Regions from separate parts of the Mus musculus genome. Here all the other regions are linked to region 3. Evidence: chromatin loops called from intact Hi-C (ENCODE). Cell type or tissue: gastrocnemius. All regions are shown on one strand.

What was found. Hi-C counts contacts between places; a loop is a spot of excess contacts. Peaks named below come from ENCODE experiments on the same cell type or tissue, not always from the same donor. Only the 100,000 strongest peaks of a DNase experiment are listed, where the experiment ranks them.
Region 1: a loop joins it to region 3, with 2.6 times the contacts of the local background. A loop is called at or near these places in 13 of 42 quality-filtered maps.
Region 2: it touches region 3 in a loop (2.6-fold over the local background); 7 of 42 quality-filtered maps call a loop at or near these places.

The regions. Positions count from the first base shown.
Region 1 is chr16:43,509,736-43,512,235 of GRCm38, forward strand. All of the region lies in intron 5 of Zbtb20 (zinc finger and BTB domain containing 20), which reads left to right. Among named protein-coding and RNA genes, the nearest start is that of Gm15713, 91 kb to the left of the region's middle. In gastrocnemius, a CTCF peak has its summit at 997; a DNase peak (open chromatin) is centred at 1,996; H3K27ac peaks cover 2,427 bases.
Region 2 is chr16:43,386,363-43,388,862 of GRCm38, forward strand. The region is part of intron 4 of Zbtb20 (zinc finger and BTB domain containing 20); the gene reads left to right. Among named protein-coding and RNA genes, the nearest start is that of Gm9968, 24 kb to the left of the region's middle. In gastrocnemius, no CTCF peak of the experiment used is centred here; no DNase peak of the experiment used is centred here; H3K27ac peaks cover 406 bases.
Region 3 is chr16:43,572,774-43,575,273 of GRCm38, forward strand. All of the region lies in intron 7 of Zbtb20 (zinc finger and BTB domain containing 20), which reads left to right. Among named protein-coding and RNA genes, the nearest start is that of Mir568, 67 kb to the right of the region's middle. In gastrocnemius, a CTCF peak has its summit at 1,456 (motif pointing left); DNase peaks (open chromatin) are centred at 890, 1,418, 1,848 and 2,494; H3K4me3 peaks cover 789 bases; H3K27ac peaks cover 2,500 bases.

The DNA.
Region 1 (2,500 bases), 63 kb before region 3:
CACTTGCTGTGTTCCGTATCTGTTAGTGTGTTAACAAGTGGTTTGGTTTTTTGTTTGTTTTTTTCTTTAATTTTGATTTATTCTTCTCTAAGCTAGACAGAGTATATGTTTCTCTATGTCACTGATATTCTGAGAAAGAAACTTGTAAAACTGTGATCTCCTGGAAAGCTTTCAAGTGAACAGGACATCTATATGCTCTTTAGCTTGCTTCTCCTGGATCCATTTGTCCATGCTGTGCCATCAGCAACCCTGAGAAAAACGGCGCTAGTAAGGATGGCACAATGAGTTTTCTGATCATAGACCTAGGAAGGACCAAAGAAAATTGTGGCATATGGAGGAACATGCCAAGACCTTCTCCAATAAAATCAGCTGCTTTATGCTGGTGGGTTGGATTTTTTGTTGTTGTTGGTTTTTGGGAGGTTTTTTTTTTTTTTTTGGTTTTTTTTTTTTTTTTATTTCCTTTGAATTTTTGTTTGTGACTTTTTTGGCTTGCTGGAGCATTTCCCTATAATCTTAGGAAGCCACAGCAAATTTTCAATGCCACAGCAACACTGTGCAGCCAAGGAGGGGCCCAGAGAGCTGATCCTGGGGGCTGGAGCCTTTCAGCAATCATACAAGGTAGGGGGTAAGGAAGCTATCCTTTTCTCTGAATTTTCCTGGTTTATTCAGTCTGCCAGGGACAGGGATTTTCTTCGCGTATCTTTCCTTCACTTACTTGAGGCTCTCCCTTCAATGCCAATGGCTTTCTATTGCTTCTGAGAGATGGTTCACATGGCAGAGCACCCGCTTCTGTTCTATATTGAAACATGGAAAGCTTTGAAAACTGGGAAGGACAAAGGAAAGGGGTCTTAGGGCATCTGGGAAATATCAAAAAGAGCATTAGGCTCACAGCTAGTTTTTGCCGGTCATGTCTGTAACTTCTCTGTTCTCTACAGGGCTTCTCAGTGTTAGAGTACTGAAGGGGATAACTCTAGGGTGCCAGCGAGGATCTAACTGATTCAGTAGATGGAGCTCTTCGCCCTAAGTCTGGATTTAAATTAAAGTCCCACTGCAGTTGCTGGGACTCTCTGTATTAAGGTGTGTCATGATACACACATAAAACCAAAGCTTGTGTAGCTGCAGGAAGAGATTTCCTGGCACTTTTTAAAGGCATGAAGCATGTGTTCCGAAACACAAAACTGCAGGGGAGCAGTAAAGATAGATAGGGTAGGAAGTGAAGTTTACCTATCTAAACTTCTCCCTGTGGGTTTGAATACTCCTAAGTGTGAAGTAAAACCCAGTTACCATACAAGGGACTGGTACTTTATAGACTGGTACTCCAAACCTAGAAAAACAGATAATGTGTACAGGTTTGGCTGTGTTTGTGACAAGCCTTTCAAGCTGTTTGAACTGTACGGCTCTCCTTTTATTTGACTCCGAAAAGGAATCTTAATGCTGAAATGCAGTTGTTTCATCTAGTTAGTCTAGAGAATCTGACGAATTGTGACAGTACTGTGGACAGCACAGCAGATTTGTAAGGTGCCTTTATAGGAGCAGAAATACCCAACAGTGACCGAAAATGGATCTCTAGTGTCTGCTGTAATATAGAAAAAAACCCACTTATTTATCAATTTTTAAATTAATCAAAATGAGTAATTGCCATAGCATTCTTGTCACTTTGTATTATCTTCAGTACCAATACTAAGTTTGATCATTGTCCCTCCTTGGTGCCAGGAAGGAAGGTAGATGTATGCAAGATGGAATAAATTATCTTCCTTGATCTAATGTCTTCTCACAGATTAGAGGTGTTATTGAGAATCTCTTGTTAAATCTTGATAAGATCATTTGGCCAAAACAGAACTGGCAATGGCCTTACTACCAAAATAAAAAGCATTTTTAAGGCCTTGGATTTCCTTTGCACACCACGTGTCTGAGTTTGATACAGTCCAGGAAAATAGAGAGGATGAGAGAAAATTATTCCTAAGCAGCCGCCGTAGGCCAAACACTGAAACAGTGCCAGCCCGGACCAATCAGGGGGGCTTCTTAGGAGATGTGTGCTTTGCTGAGCTCTTCTGTGAAGAGAAGAGGGAGGAAGCCCTTGAAACTGCATTAGGATGAATGAGTCTTCACTAATTTCAGCAAAGTCCATGGCAGTGAATTTGATAACTTCTTCCTTCTGTAGACATCTGAGGTTCCCAGGCCAGCAGAGACTCCCTTGTCATCGCACTGACACATCTTTTGAACAAAAGTATCTTTCTGAGTTTAAACAAGTGAAAAACTTCTCATAGAGAGCAAAGAGTAAAATTAATGGAAACTCAAAATCAATTCCAACCCCATTTCTGGCATGATGAGAGTAACATTTGTGCTGTGTTTAAAGCAGTTTAACACAAGAAAATGATAAAGTGATCAATATACTTAAAGCCAAAATTAACCAGGAGAGAACAATCTGCAATCCGTTCCCAGCCCGAAACTCTACACTTTAGATTAAACACGAAATAAATGAGTATATATTTTACAGAGT
Region 2 (2,500 bases), 190 kb before region 3:
TCTTTGATTGAGCTTTACAGATGAGGTGCCATGTGCCTTCCTGTCAGCTTTATGGAAGCAATTTTTTCATTTCTTTACCTACTTCTCATTCTGTGCTCTTTCTTCTTGCTCTTCCATTCTCTCTCTGTTTCATGAAAATTCATTTATCTGTGACATTTAAAGGCTCTGTCTGAGAGGTGTCTGGAGCTGTGGCCGGCTGTGTACATCAATAGCTTCTTAGGGTCTGGCACTCTGTCAATATTTGGGGGCCTTGATAACCGCACTTAACTGCAGAGCCTGCCAGCCATCATGCTCTTAGTGCCTCTGGAACAAGTCCGGATGAGTGGATATTAGCATGTCAGGTCTTTCACAACTGGCGACATGTGGTAGACAGTATGCAAGCATCTTCCGTGTGCCTTCTGCACCTTTCAGTGCTCCTTGTTTATATGATGTCATTTTCTACTATATATAAAACATGGGTCTTCTGAAGGTACTCTTGTCAAAACCAAAATAAAAGACATCATTGTACAATCCGGGTGAGATAATGATATATTGACATTATATTTTTAAGCTCCGTTCTAACACTGAATCATATATTAGTTAATTTTATTATATGTAAATTACATTTTTAAAGGGCTGACTTTAAAACCCAAAATTATGTGATATTTGGTCCAGAGTTATTGCTGTCTTATAATATAAATATATTTTATCACATATTTCTAAAGCTGATGCTTCTTTATGAAGCATCTATCCTTAGTGTTTTACATGTTTTGATAGATATTTATCTACATGAAAAAGAGACATTAGTGAATTTGAGAGATAAGTCTGTTTGATAAAATTCAAGCTATATGCAGTTTCAAATATTTTGCAGTTGCCTTTGCTGTTTAATCAAAATGGGTCATTTATTTATACATTGAATCATGAAGATATCATTATATCAACTTTCACATGACCTATCTTAAATTGTACAGTAACCTTTTAAGGTCTGTGAGAGAGAGCAGAATTAGTGTGACATCTTAGTTATTGAACTATTATGTATTACTGGCCCATTATGTAACCTTTGGATATTGCTTGAGGTGAGATTACTTCAGGAATTGAACTTTCAAGAAGGGGATGAAGAAGATAGGAGTTGAACAGATGTCAGTCCTTTCCTAGATATTTATTTACAACCTAATAGAAGTATGATTGACTTTGCCAAATTGCAAAGGTTTTAGGTCATGTTCAGATGAAATAATGTAGGTTTCTAGCTATCCAAGAGAATAATTGCCTTAAGTCCTTAATGCTCTTTGATGGACTCATGAAAAGACCTTCCCTGGACCCATTTGACCACCATAATTCCTAAATTGAATGGATTCAGTTCTTGCTCAGTTTTGATTTTCAGTTCATGTCCCTTACATAGTACTCACACCTGCTATAATACACCATAGATTTTAAAGTGACTTTTAATAATACTGAAAAGAAATGCCTAAGAAACAGCTTTAGTACATACAGTTTTCAGTACAATTGAAGATAAACCTGGAACCTCTGGGAGCGTTCGTGATATTTTAGGATGGGCAGTTTCTGAACCTACTTTGTAATTATAGAGAGCTAAGTGTATCTCACCAGTTATAATGTTTACAAAGTCATAATTGTTTGAATGCAGCTAGCTCTTATCCTTGGCAATAAGAAGATCCGTCAAAAGGAAGGAGGGTGTCTTTAAAGAGGCAGCAAGAATGGACAAGGGAAAATCTGGCCACTGAAAATCTAGCAATATAAGACAGACCTGAAATTTCAAGAATAAAAAGACATAAATGTTGAGCTAAATGTAAGAGAAGCACTTACACATGGATTTGTGACATGGCTCGCAATTTCTAGTTAATAGATAATAGAAGATAACAACATACCCAACTTCTACTGAAGAAACACACTTGATCTCTTGCCTGAATTTATACTTAAATTTTGTGATCTCAGAGAGGAGGTCATATATGCACTACACATGCACACAAAACATTAACTATAATGCATTTTGGGATGATTTATTATTTTTTTATTATTATTTCTCAAGGTATAACAGAGAATATTTTTAGCATCTTCTGTGGATGACATGGAAACTTGTCTCTTTTGTTGCTACTAACCATCCTCTAGCTGTCCACTGTGGACATCAGAGTGGACGCAGAAAGAATAGTGTAAAAAAAAGAACAGTGTGAAATTCCAAGACTGTGTCTGTCCTTCCCTCAGCAGAGGAGGCGGCTGTGATTCACAGCTCTGGAGAGTTCTGCTAAAAAAGAAAGAGCTGTTTCCTTCCTTCCCATGTAACACCTGAAGCGATCCTTCTAAGCGTCTGTGTAATGCAAGCTGGAATCGGTCTTGATGTAGAAATGAACTCACTCCCAAAGAGGAGCACATAGATTGCCAGTTATGTTTTTCTTTACTCAGGAATCTCTCTGTTTGGGGGGGGGGGTCAACAAATGATCACTACTGGTGATTAATTATGAATGAATAATTTATTGCAATTCCCATCCCTGTCCCACTTGAGTCAACT
Region 3 (2,500 bases):
AGTGTCGGTGGCTTTTTCCTTCGTCCCTCTCCGTCTGTCCGCAGACACTCTACAGTTAAACAGCAGAGTAAGTAAGGAAATGGTTCCGACTCCAGAAAGGCCAAGAAAGGCATCACTGATCTCAATTATCTTGATCCCGCGACTGCGTAATTATTTATCAAAGGGAGGTTCTGACTAATTCTTTCCTCTCCAGCCAGGCTGATTAGTGGAAAGCATAATCTGCAGCAGAGGGTGGGAGCCCAGTGGAAGGAGAGAATTGGAGGAGAGAGGGAGAAAGATGGAAGAGAGCACTCGCCTCTCAACAGACCCTGGAGACTGATAAGAGCTCGCATGGATAAAATATTTATTTTTCCATATGTTGCAGAAAGCACTTCTGCCACTGTATGTGTGCAATATGTGCGAAGGAGTGTGAACTGTATACATCCAACACCACCGATCTGCCTTGTTCCCGTGCATTTAACAGGCTTAATACCTAACAGCGCATCCATATGTTTTAATGCATATTTCTCTGCAAAAACAATATGGTCTAGTTTGGGACGAGCCAGCAGCCTCCACAGCCTCACTCACTGCTATGTTTCAGCCCTCAACTTACTGCCGGGGCCAGCACAGGGAGAGTTAAAGACCAGAAGGTTCTGCCGGCCAGCTCAGCTGCCCTTCACCTTAAACGCCTTCCTGGTTCTTAAAGCAGCCTTTTTCTCATAACAAAAATGTTCACAGTGGGGAGATGAAAATGTTTTTGTTCTTTGGACAATTGGGACATGTTCAGTCAGAATGTCAGAACTGACCGTTGAAAGGCGGGTGCCTGCGGCCACACTTCTCTCTCTCTCTCTCTCTCTCTCTCTCTCTCTCTCTCTCTCTCTCTCTCTCTTTGAATGCAGAGCTGCACCAGTGTGGCGGGAGGAAGTGCACAATGATTGGCCTGTTTTTCTGTAGAAGTGTTCAGGGTACACCCAGTTTTGCTTTGCATATATTTGCGAAACATCTGCCCTTTTCTTGTTCTGAAGTCTCTCTCCCTCACGGCCCCTTTCTCCTCTCCCCCGGGTTTTTTCTTTGTTGTTGTTGTTGGCTTCTCTGACTTCTACGTAGAAGTTTTCATTTTCTGGTTGAGGGACAACCTCATCAGAGTGTATAGTTGAGAGAGAGAGAGAGAGAGAGAGAGAGAGAGAGAGAGAGAGAGAGAGACAGAGAGAGAGAGAGACAGAGAGAGAGACAGAGAGAGAGAGAGACAGAGAGAGAGAGACAGAGAGAGAGACAGAGAGAGAGAGAGAGAGAGAGAGAGAGAGAGAATATGAATATGCACAGCAGGCGGGGAGAGAACAAACTTGAAAGAGACTGAGAGGCCAGGCCAGAGAGAGCTTGGCACACCAGCCTTTGGCATGGTGACCAGGAGGAAGGTTCTGGTAGTTTAGGCTCTAAAATACTGCCTGGAGTCAGCCAGTGTGCTGCTGCCCTCTACAGGCGCCAGGGGATAGTGCAAACTACTTAGACTTGTACAGACATGTCCTCAGATGTGCCATGTTTATACAATCCCCTTTATGCAACCAAAGAAGGCATTTTCAGTTAATTACAAGAGAGTTTGCTCTTTCCTCCTTAATAAACCACAAACTGAAAAAAAAATTGGTCATAGAACAGCACCTGTGCATGTCAGACAGACTGCTGTTTTGTGTTAACGCTTCTTGGCTTCAGAAAAAGGAATCCCAGAGAATTATAAAAGAGGTTGGAATGGGAGAGGAAGTGCTCCAACGGACAGTGTGCAGGGCTCTGGTCTGTGACGTTGGAGCACTGCCGTGGTAAGAGGAGAAGTGAACTGGCAGGAAGCAAGGAAGGGAAGGGGCCAGGCAGGTTGGGTTTGAATGTGTTCTACTCGCTGAGGTGGCTACAATGTCCCTGGGCCATGGACAGCCACCAAAGGTGGTCCTGGACATAGGTGGGGCACAGAAAATCAGGCATGCATCAAACTCTAATTCAGGACAAGAAGTAAGGGCATAAGCCGTGCAATTTCTCCAGAGTTAGACCTCATGGGTGGCTTGGCAGTACACTGGTGCAAGAGTGTGCTCTTAATTCCATGAACCACATGTCAAAAGCTAGCTGAGGCCTTGTCTGTAAACATAGAGACCATTTTTTTTTCTGCTACATAATGATGGCCATTGGTGTTTTGTCCCTATATTTAGGTGACTTACAAGGACCAGCCACTCTTACTAAAGACTCTTCTTGTAATCAATGAAAAAGCAACCAATCCAGGTTGATTCCCCTGCCGCATAAAATGAGGAAGCTTAATTGAGATTCAAACTAGGACTGGTCTCCAAGTATATTTAAATTTCAGCTCTATTTAATTCTGTCAGCAAACAGTTCGCAAGTGGCTGCTGTGTATATGGTTCACAGTATGGAATTATGGAATAGGCAGTAACCCCAGGAGGACAGGACCAAGATTGCTCAGCCTCTGTGGCACATCACAGCCACTTAGTCTCTGTACCGAGAGTGTGGATGGGGGAGTGGGGGA